2 separate regions of the Mus musculus genome follow, and region 2 is linked to region 1. Evidence: chromatin loops called from intact Hi-C (ENCODE). Cell type or tissue: left cerebral cortex. All regions are shown on one strand. Each heading gives the region's core, and the rest is flanking DNA. Links, peaks and the distances in the headings are about the cores only.

Evidence for each region. Peaks named below come from ENCODE experiments on the same cell type or tissue, not always from the same donor. Only the 100,000 strongest peaks of a DNase experiment are listed, where the experiment ranks them.
Region 2: it touches region 1 in a loop (2.3-fold over the local background); 2 of 42 quality-filtered maps call a loop at or near these places.

What each region holds. Positions count from the first base shown.
Region 1 is chr8:15,987,657-15,995,340 of GRCm38, forward strand. Csmd1 (CUB and Sushi multiple domains 1) reads right to left here. Exons shown (of 70, transcript NM_053171.2): 47 at 4,938-5,126; 48 at 1,416-1,562. Among named protein-coding and RNA genes, the nearest start is that of Gm46073, 58 kb to the left of the region's middle. In left cerebral cortex, for the core only: no CTCF peak of the experiment used is centred there; a DNase peak (open chromatin) is centred at 2,763.
Region 2 is chr8:15,218,556-15,226,239 of GRCm38, forward strand. No RefSeq gene overlaps it. Among named protein-coding and RNA genes, the nearest start is that of Gm24231, 5.1 kb to the right of the region's middle. In left cerebral cortex, for the core only: a CTCF peak has its summit at 3,137 (motif pointing right); a DNase peak (open chromatin) is centred at 3,137.

The DNA of each region.
Region 1 (7,684 bases), core at 1,818-4,317:
TTAGTGGAATATAATTATCTTGTCTTTACAAATCTGCTTTATTATATTACAAAACCCTATGATTGCCTGTCAATACGTGAAAAGAACAATACAACGAGAGTTCAGAGCTGGGAAGCCCAGGTTCCTTTTCTGAACAACCTTCTCCCCAGTCATAAAGCACAAAGCCCAGGCTCATATTGGGTTGACCCACAGCATGTGGGCCAGGCAAATGCAATGTGCAAATGGGAAGGATATGGTCTTGTGCATCATATATTATAGGCTAGAGATTTCTAGCTTATCTCTGGATGAACTAACAGACAATAGAGTAGGAATTTTAAACCTGAAAAGTCTGAGCATCCATTCTTCAGAACCAGGCTGTGTGAGTCCAATCCCTGCTCAGGGACTGTGGCACAGACCTGAGCACATCTTTAGCACACTTTGAAGGGAAAAATGTCCGAATCCCCTGCCCATTGTTGTCTTAACACCACAAGTCCCAAAGACTGGCTGCTGGTGAGGTTTTCTAATCTCTTTCAACTAGAGAAGGCTAGAAGATTTCAGCCCCCAACACTCACTTTGTCCCCTTGGGCTGATCTCCACCCTGAAAACATACATTGCCAATGGGGATTAAAAAAGTCTTTCAGAAGACCCTGCATCTAGTGTGCTAGATGCTACCATTCCAAGGAAGAGAGATATCAAGGACAACCCCACTTACCACTGACTGGGAGGAGCTCAGAGGGCTGTGGTTCATAAGTGAACTGTTCCCAGGAATGAAGTTCCCCTATGCTCTCATGGGGACAATAGAAACACTGGTGTAGATCAGACTACATTGAAACCTGTACTAGAGCTTAACACTTCATTGATGTACTGGGAGATTTAATTAGTTTAATACAAATATCTACTTATAGACAATGATTAATAAATAAGGAGAAAGGATAAAATAACTCCAATTTTGAAATAGAACTACACATGCATGTATGTATGCCAAATGCAAACTTATAATGTAAATGTTTATATAAAACATAGACTAGTATATAAAGTATAGGCATATGTAAAGATAAGTATATAGAATGCAATAGATAGAGTGACTTACTAAGGACAACTGTAATTACTGTTTATACAATTTATGGCAGTATAATCAACTCTCATTTGTTCCCAGTGTTAATGCTAATTTTGGCTATATTACTGTAATTTGGGGCAAATGTCTTTATTATCCATGGTATAAAATTTTAATATTTACTCTTTAATCAGTAAATTATAACATATTAATCAAGTTTTCTCATAGTTTAGGGCTCTCACTTCAAGTATTTCTTCCACTATGTTCTTCTTGCTGGCTTTTAGTTGTCAGAAGTCAGAACTTCACCATAACCTAGACCTAGTGTTAAGATGAAAGTGGTACTGAAAGCCATTCCAGCTGATGTCCAGGCCCACCTATTCACCTGCATAGCGAATCTTGAATCCTTTCTTGCTGGTTGCATGGTCTGTGGACCAGCGCAGGTACAGATGGTTACTTCTGCTGGTAAAATTGGACTGTTCAGTGTGGTTCCCACTTAAGACCACTAACAGAGGACTTTGTCCAGAAGAACCTAAAAAAAAAAAAAGAAAACTTTCAGATGTGGGCACCTACAGATGCAGATCTTTCTTAGCTGTTGATTAAACACGTATGCAAATGTACAATAGACATTTATTTTCAAAGTGAAAAAAATATTCAAATGAAAATAATAATAAATACATTCCGTGGTAATGAAACAATGTGGGGAAGGAGTAGGGGACTCAAGTACATAAGTTACTAGTGACTTATTATGGAAATGAATGAAATACATCAGTGAAACAATGACATTTCAACATGAGAATATCCTTTTACTATTATAATGGATAATATACTACACATATGGAAAACGAGAATCTTTCTTGCAATGTCAGTGGTGTATAAGTACAGTCAATCGCTTTGGGGAACAACTTGATGATACACAGTAAATCTGAAGTTTTAATTTCATCAACTCTCGCACATAGGTACAAAAGTTACTTACATGGCAAACATATTCCAATATTATTGTTCATGATAAACTTTGGACGAAAACTTTCTTTAAGTATTGGAAATATCATGAGGAGAAATTAAATTTATACAGTATCTAAAATTAGTAAAGTACACACATATATATATATATTCATATAGATAAGTCCAAGAGTAACATATGAAAGTACCCATTGTAGATTAGTATCAGAGTAATTCACAAGCAGTCAAATGTGTGCCATATAAGAAATATGTGTGCAGAGAGATGATGGATGGGCTGGTGGGGAGTAGATGGATTGATAGATGCAGAGTAGATGGATGGATGAGAACAGAGATAAAGGAGAAATGATGGTCACATTCATAACAACGACCCACTTCTCTTTCCTTAGACTACAAGTATCCCCATTAGAACTAGCAGGGGGCTATGCGTGAGTAGACAGTCTCAATGAGTCTCTGTGTGTCTATAAAAAAGCAACTATAGATCCAGGAAGTATGAAAATAATTTTAAAGTTATCATTGACATATATCGTTATTCTATAGACCTGAAAGTTCTCAAAATGTTTATACAGCAAAATGATTAAATGCCCTGTGTACCATGCAGTGACTGCATCTTCATGTCACTTGGGAGAGAAAGCAGCTTCAAGAAACAGGAGTTATGCCCTGTTCCTTTTCTATTGTGGATGCATCCCCTTGTCTTAAAATCATTACTCACTTTTCCACATTTCACAAGTTCACGCGTGGGGAAATGTGTGAGAGAATGGGAGAATGGGCCTTCTGTGGCTATTCATAATCTAAACTTATCAGGGCAAGGGGAGGGGCACCCTCCATTCCATTCATGGAAAATACTGACAGGTCACAGCTTCACTTCCTCTTACGCCCAAATCACTGTTAGGGACTTATCATGGATAAAGCTATTCAAGGCTCTGTTGGACTCTGCACAAACATGCATTAAATTCCTGCCTTCAATAACTCAGAGAGTGATTGACCTTGGACATGTGCTCTATATAGAGAGAGCTACTTTGAAATGAGTTTTCAGGGGTGGGCCTTGACTCCACCATGAATAGCATGTCTTAAGAAGAAGTGATCAGAACACAGATACACAGAAAAAAAAAACCAAAAACCATATGACCACATGAAGAGGATACACCTACATGCCAAAAAGAGCCTCAGAGACACAGCTTCCCCACTGTTTAGTCCTAGACTCTCACTCTTCAAGTCTAAGAAATTATTCTCTGTGTGTAAACATTAAAAGGGTCCTGGTAATAGCAATCACAAGAATACATGAGGAAAACAACAAAGTAAAAAATGTGGAAGTTTGTGTGGACATCCCTAGAAATGATTCTTCTTGTTATGAAAGATGGTGCCCAAAGACTGTCTGCAAAGTCTACTGTCTATGTCCTACAAAAGAGTGACCCTGCTTCATGTGGAAGATGGCTGAACATGAGCTGTGTGAGGTCTTCTTATGGCTGTTAAACAAGATCAAGACCCTCTGAAATAATATGCCACAGAGGAATTAACTATCCTGAGCTTGCCATACTTGAAATGCCATTTTTACCGACAGAACACAAGAGTGCATTTTCAAGAGTTGCTAATCTCCCACCAAATCCCTTACTATTCTTGGTCTGATCTCTGTCTAGATCATGGTATTTAGGCATATTCTGGAAAGCATGCCTCTTTGTAGCATCTATAACAATATCCTAGAAAAGAGATGTGCAGGTAAGTTTGCCAGGATAGCCAGTGGTCTCAGCAGCCAATCACAACTGGAGATCAGACACTGTTCTTCACTGAGTTCTGACAATTAGGAAAGTGAGGAGAATCCATATCTGCACTATTGAAAGTATACACTAAGGAAATGGTGCATACAGCTGGTATGCTCAGCTTACTTCTTCTTAGCTCATAAAATATAGGCTAGCACCAATGTTGCCAAGATAAAATAAACACAGTGCATAGGAAATGCCATCACTTGCAGAAGTTCTGAATACAAAACTGTGACCTTTCTCTTTATAAAAGATGTGTATATTTGAAAGCAGAGTGATGCAAGCCATGAGCCACTTCTAACCAGACAGAAAGTGCTTGTATTGTGTTCTGGGCTACTCCCTAGTTTTTGATCTTGATCATGGTCTAGTCATGATTTAGAAAGCACCAGGCTATCAGCAATTAGGGAAAAAAAATCTATTTGTAAGGATGTTGTTTCTGAAAACTAGAAGCATGAAAGTATTGCCTTCTATATTCTAATTCAAACAAAGGAGAAGATGTGCCTAAGCTTGAAACAACTCACATCTTAATACTTACTTATGATTCAAATAGAAATATACACTTGTACAAACACAGAGACAAAAGCTTTGTGTGGGCTGCTTTTCTTTGTGTGTGCCATTTGTTTCTATATATAATGCTAGAGTTTCATGTGCAATATAACAATCCTCACAACTTGACTCCTGGGGTCACTCTGCACAGTGATTTATTTATCATTCATGGTCCATCTAACTAGTGAGACTCACATAAACACACAAGATCAATTAAAGCAGTTCTTATCACTGAATACATTGTGCTTTATCTGACAAATCCATAAAACCTGAGAAAACTCTCTGTTCTTGGCCACACATGGGTTTGGCTCTGCTCTGCTTGGGCATGATGTATCTCCTATACAAAGAAAACACTGGCCTTAGATCCACCTCAGTTGATGATCCAGCCACTGCTGCATTAAGGTGCTCATTAGAACCACTGTATAAAACCAGAACAGTGGTATTGAAAGTAGCACCATTGGGCATCAAATTCATTTGATTTTATTATATAAAGCAGCTCTGTAAAGACAGGTGCGACATTTACCACTTCAATATCCATATGAGCTATTCATTTCATGCATCTTGAGTAAAATAGACATTTGGAGCACTAAAAGTCTTCTAGAACACTTAATTGCCCTGTGGTACCCTGAAAATCTGGGGCTTACCATCAAACACTTCCAGTGCATCAAATTGCTTTTCACTTTGGAATGTGTCCACAAAGAGTGTGATGTTGAAGTTTGGCTCCACTTTAATACTCCAAGCACATGTCTGGGAGTTAAAATAGTTGCCTGGGTACCCGGGACTGAGAATCACCCCAGAAGACTCTGTTCGCACTTCATTTGCTGGGCATTGTGCTAGAGAGAAAAGAGATGGATAGAGGTCTGCATTAATACAATGAATACAAACATTGATGGGATGGAAGACAGTCTACTGAGCTCTGACTACGTTTAATACAGGACACAGACACCTCCAATCTACTCCAATGCAAAAAGAAAGACAGAAAGCCCATCTTCAATACAATACAACAAGATGTAGCTTTTTGTATAAGAAAAAAATATTTTTATTCCAACCCTTGCTGTACTTGGATAAATAAAATCTAAATATTTGATGTGACCATGTGACTATTTAAGTATGAAGCAAATTTCAGAAACATTGTTCAACACTCCCACACACACCTGCACTGTTTGCCACAGTTTTCAGCAGGATTGGTGATTTCTAAAGTAAAAATTCTTTTATTGAAATAACAGATATTTCAAGTTGTGATTTTTTTTTTCTCCTCATCCTTCAATTTTGATCCAGCTACTTCCAGGCTAATTAAAAAAAATGTAAAATCACCAAAAGACTTCTTTAATGCTATCTCTCATTGCTAAGTTAAATTACATTACAGGAATGCTTTGCTTACAGAGCTACTAAGGGACACTGATCAGTCATAGCATATAAAAAGAAAGTGACACACCAGTGTTACTCACAGTTTAGGCATATCAGTAACCAACTTCGCCCAGAGCTTTTGTCCAAGATGTGTATCTTATTTGGTGAGTTTGCCCGTTTTAATGAGTTGATTGTATGTTACTTACAAAAACATTTCAAACTGAAGATGCTTCCCAAACAGGTGGGGAAAGCTTATAAGATGTGTCATTCCTAAATATTGTCTTGAAGGTTCCCCATTCATTTGGATAGTCTAGCTGAAGCATACTTTAAACCTCAGTAGACTTTTAGACAAAAACATAAGCAATTAAATTTATCACAGGACCATTTAAAATGTTTTGAGATCAAAGTCCTAAAATATCCACAGTACAAACTAGTTAATATCTCTGAAAATAGTTCTAAACTGAAGTCAATGACAGAATTCAGTCTAAAGTCCTATTTCCCCGGCAGTGATGGTAATGACATTGTTAGCCACCAAATGGGGCTGGCACCTTTCAGGTATAGTGGTTTCAATGAGAAATGTTGTTGTAGGTTCAGAAATTGAACCCTTGGTCCACAGTGATGATGTTGTTTCCAGAGGCTCAGCAGGTACAACTTGTTGGAGGACATATGTCACTGGGGGAGCGCTTTGAGAGTACATAGCCACACCCCACTTCCCATTTCTGTTGTTTCTTTGTGTTTGCTGTAAAAGATGTGATCTCTCCATTTCTTGTTCCTGCTGTTCTGACTCCTTGCCATGATAGCCATTTATCTCCCTGGAGTCATTTAGTCAAAATACACTTTATTCCATGAGGTGATTTTTATCGGTTTTACTTTTTCTTTTCTTCACAATGACAGAAAAGAGGCAAATAAAATGGAGAAACCCTTGCCTTGTCATGTCATCTGAGAAAATTGAAAGAATCAGCTTGGCCAGTGAGCTCTCTGCTTTATTCTTCTGTGCAACTTAGAGAAAACTCTGTTCAGTGTAATGTGGAACCCAGAATGCTCAGCAGAGCTGCGTCTCTTTGCTAAACCTCTAAACAATACTCCATTGCTTTGAGACAAGCATACCTAATTATTTGCCTTCCATCTTTCTTCTTAAACTGGGACCTCAAAGTGCTCCACAATGTACAACTGTACTAGGATTGCAGAGGAAGGCACCCTTGCCTCCAATGCTTCCCTATGGGAGTAGAAATAGGTTCCCACAATAAAACTCAACCACGATACCTTTTTATTTCCAGAGAGAGCTTTGCTTTGGAAATACTCCCACTGTTCTCCTCCCTCCCTGTAGGCAACAAACCGCTCCACAGTTTTAGCTTCTGTTGTACATTTTGTCTGTGTGCTCACTAAGATGGAAACCCATTCATCCAGCGACAACATCACGTTGCAAGATTTACTCTGCCAATTGCAGGTTGGGCATGCTGGCATTTTTAAAAAGAACACATCACGTAGGTTGAGTCTTCTGTCTGTGCACACCTGCGTGGGCTTGAAAATAGAGTTCCAGGGATCCCACAGACTTGCTTCCATGTGGCAATGAGAGCCAACACTTATACCATCTCTGCTATAAATAGACGGTTGAAACAGCTACCCCTCAGAGTGAAGTGAGATATGGCAGATGTAAATGTCTTTCTTAAATAGAAGGTGCCATATGGGCAGAGGTATTATAGAAACTGAAAATGTCCTGGCTATGTACTCTCCTGTTCTCAACAGGCAGGTGCTAGCAAGAAGACTCTGTTCTCAGTTTCACTGGGGAAACATTCAGCCATCCTTCCACCTTGTATATCTTACCACTGCAGCTAGAGTTTTAAATGACACTGAACTTCAGACCATCTGGAAGTAGGAAACTTTGCAATGAGTTGCTGAATGCCACCTGGAAAGCCATTGTCACCTCCAGGGCTGCAGCACAGAGCAGCTATCCAAATCAGAAGCAGCCCTAAATAGAGTCATTTCTTCTATTCTTAAAATGGTCTCCTTTGCTTAGTAGAGAGGATGAAATGAAAATACAAGC
Region 2 (7,684 bases), core at 1,783-4,282, 770 kb before region 1:
CTGCCTTTCTATCTGTCTGCCTACCTGTCTGCCTCTGTGTCTCTTGTCTCTGTCTCTCTCTGTCTCTAACTATCTCTATCTGTCTCTGTCTCTGCCTCTCTCTCTCTCTGTGTATGTGTGTGTATGTTACAGGTACATGACTGTAGAGGTTAGAGGTCAACAATCATTGTTTTCTTCAGTCATTTTCCAGCTTGTTTACTTAGACATTAACTCACCAACTTATCCAGATTGGCTTGAAAACAAGCCCCAGGAACCTGTCTCTGCCTCCTCAGTAATTGGATAATAGGTATCTGTCAACTCAGTCTGGCTGCATGCGTGCGTGCGTGCATGTGTGTGTCTTATATGTGTGTAGGCGTGTACTTACTTGTGAGGGTGTTATATAGAGGTCAGAGACTGGAAGTTGGAGAGTCTTTCTTCAACCACTTCTCAGCCTTATCTATCTATCTATCTATCTATCTATCTATCTATCTATCTATCTATCTATCTATCCATCCATTTGAGGCAGGGAGTCCAACAGAACGTAGATCGCATTATTTTGGTTGGCTGGGAGCTCTCAGGGCCTGCCTGGCTTTGCACCAGCACTAGGGTTGCAGGCCTGTGCCGTCATGCTCAGCTTGCCCCGTGGGTGCTGGCGATCTGGATTTAGTCCCTCACACTCATACAGCCAGGACTTTACCCATGGATCCACTTGTGCCAACTCGGTCTAGCTGTGTGTGTGTCTCTGTCTGTGTGTGACCATTTGCGCATGTGCCTGTTTGTGTATATGCCTGCGACAGTGCACGTGTGGTTGTTAAGAGAACAAATCCCAAGGGTAAGGAGGTGGCAAACACTTGCTGCTCGCCACTGTGTAGAACCAGGCTAGCTGGCCCACGGGCTTCTGGGAAATCTCCAGTCTCCTTGCCCACGGGCTTCTGGGAAATCTCCAGTCTGTCTCCACCTCCCTTCTTGCTGTAAGAATTCCGGGACCGCAGACTCGCTACCATATTCAGCTGTATGTGGGCTCTGGAGATGCAGACTCAGGTCTTCATTCTTGGAGAACATGAACTTTACCCACTGATCCATCTCCCCAGCCTGCACTTGGCTTTTTAATGTAGGCCCTGGGGCTTGAACTCAGATCATCATACTTGTGAGGCACGCGCTTTATCAACTGAGCTGTCGCCACAGCCAATTCTATATTTCTTTAAAATGTGTTTGTTATTCTCCGCCTTTTTCTCTTTGTTTCTAGCACGGCTTCATTTCTCCCAACCCATCTCCAGGGCTCAGCTTTGAGTTATTTTTTTTCTCCAAACCCTTCTCATTCTTCCTGCGGGACCAGAACCCATCTACTTTCTCCTCCAGAGCTTGCTCATCCCATATTTTAGGGCTCTTCTCTGTTTCATTATGACTGCGTAGACTTTCAAATTCCCCACTAGATGTAAAAAATAATCTAAACATACAGGGGGAAATCACCTTGTTTCATTTATCCTTTCATCCCCAGGCCTGCCATGTTATTAGAGCCTCACTAGCGACTGAAAGAGGAGACTCCCTGGTGGCCCAGAGGATGTGCAAATGGAGTTTGAATTTTCCCTCATACAGCTCAACATCTCAGGGTGGAAGTCACGATCCGAAGTGATTCAATGACAGCTCAACAAGATACAGCCGGCTGTGGGCAGATTATTGACTTATCATCCACACCGCAAGCTACTAAAATCTAGGAACCCCGAGTTTTGTTCCTCATTTTGAGGCACAAAGTAGGGAGCCCATGATTTTGCTGGGAAGTATTGAGGGGGCCTTTGGAGAGAGCGGGAGGTGGTGAGGAGACTGGACAGCAGGTTGGCATCGGCGATGAGGGGGTGAGGATTAGCAACCCTTCACTAGCTACTTAGAGAGAAAGCACCCTAGCTTCACTGAAGGGAGAGGGGTTGCTGTTTATGAAGGAGAAGATGCAGGGAGAGAGTATCTGCTGATGCCGTCCATCTTTTTATCCCACGACCATGTGTGTTTTCCGTTTCAGTCCTAGGGCATGGATCCAAGTCTTATGATGTGGTGAGTCCATCAGAACCTACATCATTGTTTCTGATCCATAAAGGGGCAGGCAGGCACAGCCACAGAAAACAATGGCGCCTTAGAGCAGTGGTTCTCAATCTGTGGGTCGTGACCCCACACAGGATGTCGATAGTCTGCATCTCGGATGTTTACATCATGACTCCTAACAGTAGCAGATTATAGTTAGGAAGTAGCAACGAAATAATTTTGTGGTTGGGGATTGCCACAGCACGAGGGGCCGTATTAAAGGGTCACAGCATTAGGAAGGCTTAGAACGACTGCCGTAGAAAAGATGTCCAAAGAGCTTGGATCTGTTTCAATTTTTGCACCACTGTATGGTCTTGTTCTCTCTGAGTACACCTTTTGATTGGGAAAATGACTAGGAAATCTTAGACATGTCAGGCCTTTGAGGCACACTGCACATTTTCATGGGGTTATATCATAAGATCTGTGATCTTTCCTGCTAGGCACTGTCCTAATTCCTTTCTGTCACTGTGACAAACACACGACCAAAAGCAAACTTCTGGGAGGAAAAGATTTGTCTCTGCTTATGCTTCCATGTCACTTCCACATCACAGTCTTTCTCTAAGGGAAGTCAGGGCAAGCGATCTTGGCAGGGATCTGGAAGAGAGAACCATGGTAGGAGACTGCTTGTTAGCTCTCAGGCTCACACTTAGCTTAGCTTTCTTATCCAGTCCAGGATCACCTGCCTGGATATAGTGTTACCCACAGAAGGATAGCTCCCCGCCGCCACCCCAATTAACAGCCAAGAAAACGCCCCACGGACATGCCCACCGACAACCTGACTCCTTTTTCCAGGTTGTTCTAGGCTGCCTCAGGTTGACAGTGCTAACTAGGACACGCACCGTGACTGTGATGGGCCTGAGAGCCTGTGTGCTTCCTGGAGAACAGGTGTGCTTTGTATTGATAACAAATTTCCCACATCTTCTAGACAGGAAAGGAAGAGAGGAGACAAAGGAAAAATAAAATAAAATAAAATAAAATAAAATAAAATAAAATAAAATAAAATAAAATAAAATAAAATAGAGAGACTATAACAAAAGTCAAATCTACTGCAATAATCGATGCCGCCAGTAGGTGGCGATCTTCCCCTATGTTTGGGAGCTATGCAGGCTTTCTGCCGGATAGTCGCAGTCACTGTTAGAATCACATACTTTATTATTATTACTATTCTAAATACTGGTAAGCCTGCCCAAGGAGGTGAAGATGGAGAAAACTTTCTTTCTGGTTTAGCAGCATGAACAATTTCAATAATGAATGCCTAGATACGCAGACTTGCCAGTTCTGAGATGCTGGGCTGTGTGAGGAGTGGCCTGCAGACAGTTCTTTGTTTTATGTTTTTGTTTTATGTTAAGAAGTGTTAGTGGTGGTGCACGCCTTTAATCCCAGCACTTGGGAGGCAGAGGCGGGCAGATTTTTGAGTTCAAGGCCAGCGTGGTCTACAGAGTGAGTTCCAGGGCCACACAGAGAAACCCTGTCTCGAAAAACAAACAAACAAGTGTTAATGGTAGCCAATTTTCCCTTATCTATCCAATTTAACCGTCTCCGTGGTGACATTTAAAACCATCAGTATAGTGCATCACTCAATGATGGACAAAGGATGCCTTAGAGACTCTCATTGCTCATTTTCCTCGACTAAATGGTTTCCAGGGTCCGGTGGTTAAAGTAACCTCCAACCTCGGACCCCACTGGAAGGGGTGTGGCTTCTTTTCTACTTTATCTGGCATCTCAGTCAAAACAGTGGATTTGCTCTAATGAACACAACCTTTGTGAGAACATAGAAACAAGAGCATGTGTTGCCTGCGGATGGAGTTATGTGAAGGCGGCAACCACTATACCTACAGGCCCGGGTGGGGGAGGGGTGCTATTAACTAGCAAGAACTGCTGATCAAGCTGTCTTTACGGCTCTCTCTAGTTTGTACCTATGTGACAGGCGTGTGCTTCCTCATCTGGCATCTGTCCAGATATCCATGTGGAATGCCGTGGGGGCACTCTGCTTGATTCTGAGTGCTAAGGTGTGCGTGGTGTGTGCATGCATGCATGTGCATATGTGTGTACATGTGTGTGTGTGCATGTGTGTACATGTGTGCAGTGTGTGAATGTGTGCATGTGTGTGCATGTGTGCAGTGTGTGAATGTGTATTTGTATGTGTGCATGTATGCATGTATGTGTGCATGTGTGCATGTATGTGTGCATGTGTGTACATGTGTGCAGTGTGTCAATGTGTATTTGTATGTGTGCATGTATGTGTGCATGTGTGCATGTATGTGTGCATGCGTGCATGTATGAGCATGTATGAGCATGTATGAGCATGCGTGTGCATCTGTGTGCATGCATGTGTGCATGTGTGTGTGCATGTGTGCATGTATGCATGTATGTGTGCATGTGTGTACATGTGTGCAGTGTGTCAATGTGTGTGTGCATGTGTGTGCATGTGTGCAGTGTGTGAATGTGTATGTGCATGTATGAGCATGTGTGTGCATCTGTGTGCATGTATGCATGTATGCATGCATGTGTGCATGTGTGTGCATTGTGTACATGTGTGCATGTGTGTGTATGTGTGCAGTGTTTGAATGTGTATGTGCATGTGTACATGTATGTGCATGTGTGTGTGGTGTGTATGCATGTGTTTGTGCATGTGTGTGCATGTGTGCAGTATGTGATTGTGTGTGTGCATGTGTGCATGTATGTGCATGTGTGTGCATATGTGTGTATGTGTGTGTGCATGTGTATATTCATGGTATGTATGTATATGTATGTGTGTGTGTGTGTGTGTGTGTGTGTGTGTATGCAAGTCAGAAAACATCTTTGTGGAGTTGACTTTCTCCTTACACATTTGCACAAGGGTTCTGGGGATCAAATGCTTGCTCAGCAATCACTTTGCCTGCTTAACCAACATGCAGGCCCGGGCTTGCCTACAGAAATAAACATCTGGCTTGTGTTTTCATTCCTTGGCCACAGGGAATCTCCCAGTACAGCACAAGCTCAAACTGGATTGAAACCGGTGACTGTGCAAGGTTCTCACTGAGAAGGAAAGTCAAAAGCAACTTGGTTACACTAAAGGTGATGTCTAGTATGGAGCTACGGGTATTCCCTCTCCCTCACCAGCAGGACACGGGATGGGGGTGGGGGGAATGGGGGCGGGGAGGCTCTTCTCTCTTAAGCAGCAAGGACTGGGCATGCTCACTTGTCAGATGTTCTAGCAGTCTGCGATGCTAGGTTATGTGGGTCTGCACTTTGAACACTGCAGGAGCAAAGCTTCAACACCCAGGATCTTGCAGAGTCTCCAACCAAGCAACTATGTGGGGAGATACTTTCCAAGCCCAAAGGAAGGTGCGCTGCCCAGAGTGGAGTCAGCTGAGGGGAACCATAGCATTCCTGTGGCAAGAGTGCACTTGCTCTGTGTGGGGACATTCTGTGTGTATGGAAACACCCTAGGAAAATACATTTCCTACTGGGGATTGAGGTCAGCACAGTGGAGAGCCGTGGCCCAGCTCAGTAATAACCAGGGCTTTTTTTGGAACCAATATGTAATACCTCCTCTACAGAGCCTTGTAAAGGTCCTGCCAGCATTACCCAGGTCTGCCAGGACACCGCTTTGCTGTTGTAATTTTCAGACAGGACTCTGCCCTGATGGCAAGTCACTTACAGCGCTCTGCAGCGCCAGAGGCACACACAATCAATGCTAAGATGCTTCCAAGGTCATAGGTCAGCCACTCAGGGGACTGAGACCTCATAGTAACTGCCTTCCTCGTGTGGTGCCCCACTCAAGGTGGCCACACTAGCCTGCAAAGTGACACAGCTGTGTCCGAATAAGACCAGTCCCTGGGACTGGGTTCTGGAAACCCCATGTTACCTGATGTTTTGAATTTCTGAAAGATATTGTGCAAGAATAGTTACCTATGTGTAATAAATCTCTCTTGGGTTGTGCGGTGTGGTTCCCTGAGCCTAATAACGCCCATCTTTAACTGACCAGCTATACTCGCTTAGAAGCGATAGCTGGGAATAGAACTGTTTGTGTCCCTTCAGCAGGAAATGGAGGGTCATTGGGTTTAAGCCACTCCTCCTAGCTAGTTGTATGCAAATTATGCCCAAATTGCCCTTGGCCTCAGGGTCTCAGGCTGTGGTCTGCTGTATAGGTTGGGGAAGGTTCACCTGAGAAGATTGTCTAGGAAGCTATTCCCCGATGCTGCCTGGGGGCTACCCGGACTCCTGTAAGCAAGCCCTCATCCATGCTGTCTGAGCAAGCGCAGTGAGTTCATTGGCTCAGAAGGGTGAACTGTAGTGGGATTCGTTTTGGTTTAACACTGGGAGCTTGTAAGGAGGGAGTAGATGTTCCTGTCTCTCCTGGGAAGGATTTCTCTTTTACAACAGTTTGGTACCAAGGGAAGATGCTTTCAGTCAGGACCTTGCTTGTCCTCTCTGGAGAGAATGTCAGCAATTTGTTGCCCATGGCCAGAGAGGATCATACAGTTATGCAGGCAAGCTTTGGTGCAGTGACGCAGTCGTTCCTGAAGAGCCTGGTGGCGGATATGATTGTGGGTGCTTCAATGGGCAATGTAGATGTCACACCTTCAGTAGATGGGAAATTAAAACCCTGATCTCAAAAAGCCAGTCTCTGCTGGCTGCAGGAGTTTAGGGGACTACTTGATCATTTAGTTAGCGATGTTTAATGAAGCTGCGGGACTCACAGCATCCGGTGGTCTCTGTCCTAATTCATCACAACAAGTGTGTCTTCCTTGATGTTCCTCAGTGCCCCCTAGTAGTGTAGCTTACCCAAGAACAAGACACAAGCAGTTCAGATTTCTAAACCTGGCCATGGACTCTTTTTCTGCCTCTGTCTCTGGCATGGACACAGTCTTGGCTATTGCTGATCAGACTTGTCACCATGGAGTGTATTTTGTGTATTGGACGCTGTTTAATCTCACAGCCCAGGATTGTTATCCGAGGCTGGCTGCAGGGACAGGCTGTCATAGATCGATCGAGTAGGGCCTGGTTTCTCTTTGTTGTATGAATGATTTTTATTTATCTCCATCTGGAATGCTTACCCAACCATAGGCATTTGTTAAAATGCCATGAATTATTCCATACATGCGCAGTCTCTCTCTTTTGGTTCTAGGCCAAGAGTTTACATTAGAAGTCAATGTCTGCGTGAGTCTCCTGTGTGTGTATCCAGTTGTGCAAGGAAGTAATCTTGTGTTTGGTCTGTCCTTGTCCACGATGCCACCTGTGGGGCAGGTGTAGCCCCTCTGGCTTCTTGCTTTTGTGATGTCCCATTTCTGGAGGGACAATTTGGTTATATTGCAAGCCTCAGACACATTTTCTCCCTCCCTCCCTCCCTCCCTCCCTCCCTCCCTCCCTCCCTCCCTCCCTCCCTTCCTAGAAACATTTTATTGGTTCTTTTGAATTTTTATACCACTCATCACAATCTCACCCATATCCCCCCTTGTATCCCTGCCCCTCCCAACAGAGAAAAAGAATGCATTGTAGAAGCTGTAGTGTGTCACAGTGTGTCCCACAGAATATCCTTTGACCACACTTTTTTTTGCCTATAATTGTCCATTTCTATGAGTCACTGGTCTGGTTTAAGCCCTCTGGCTTCTGCTACCCTATAGATACCAGAACCTCACAGGGTTCC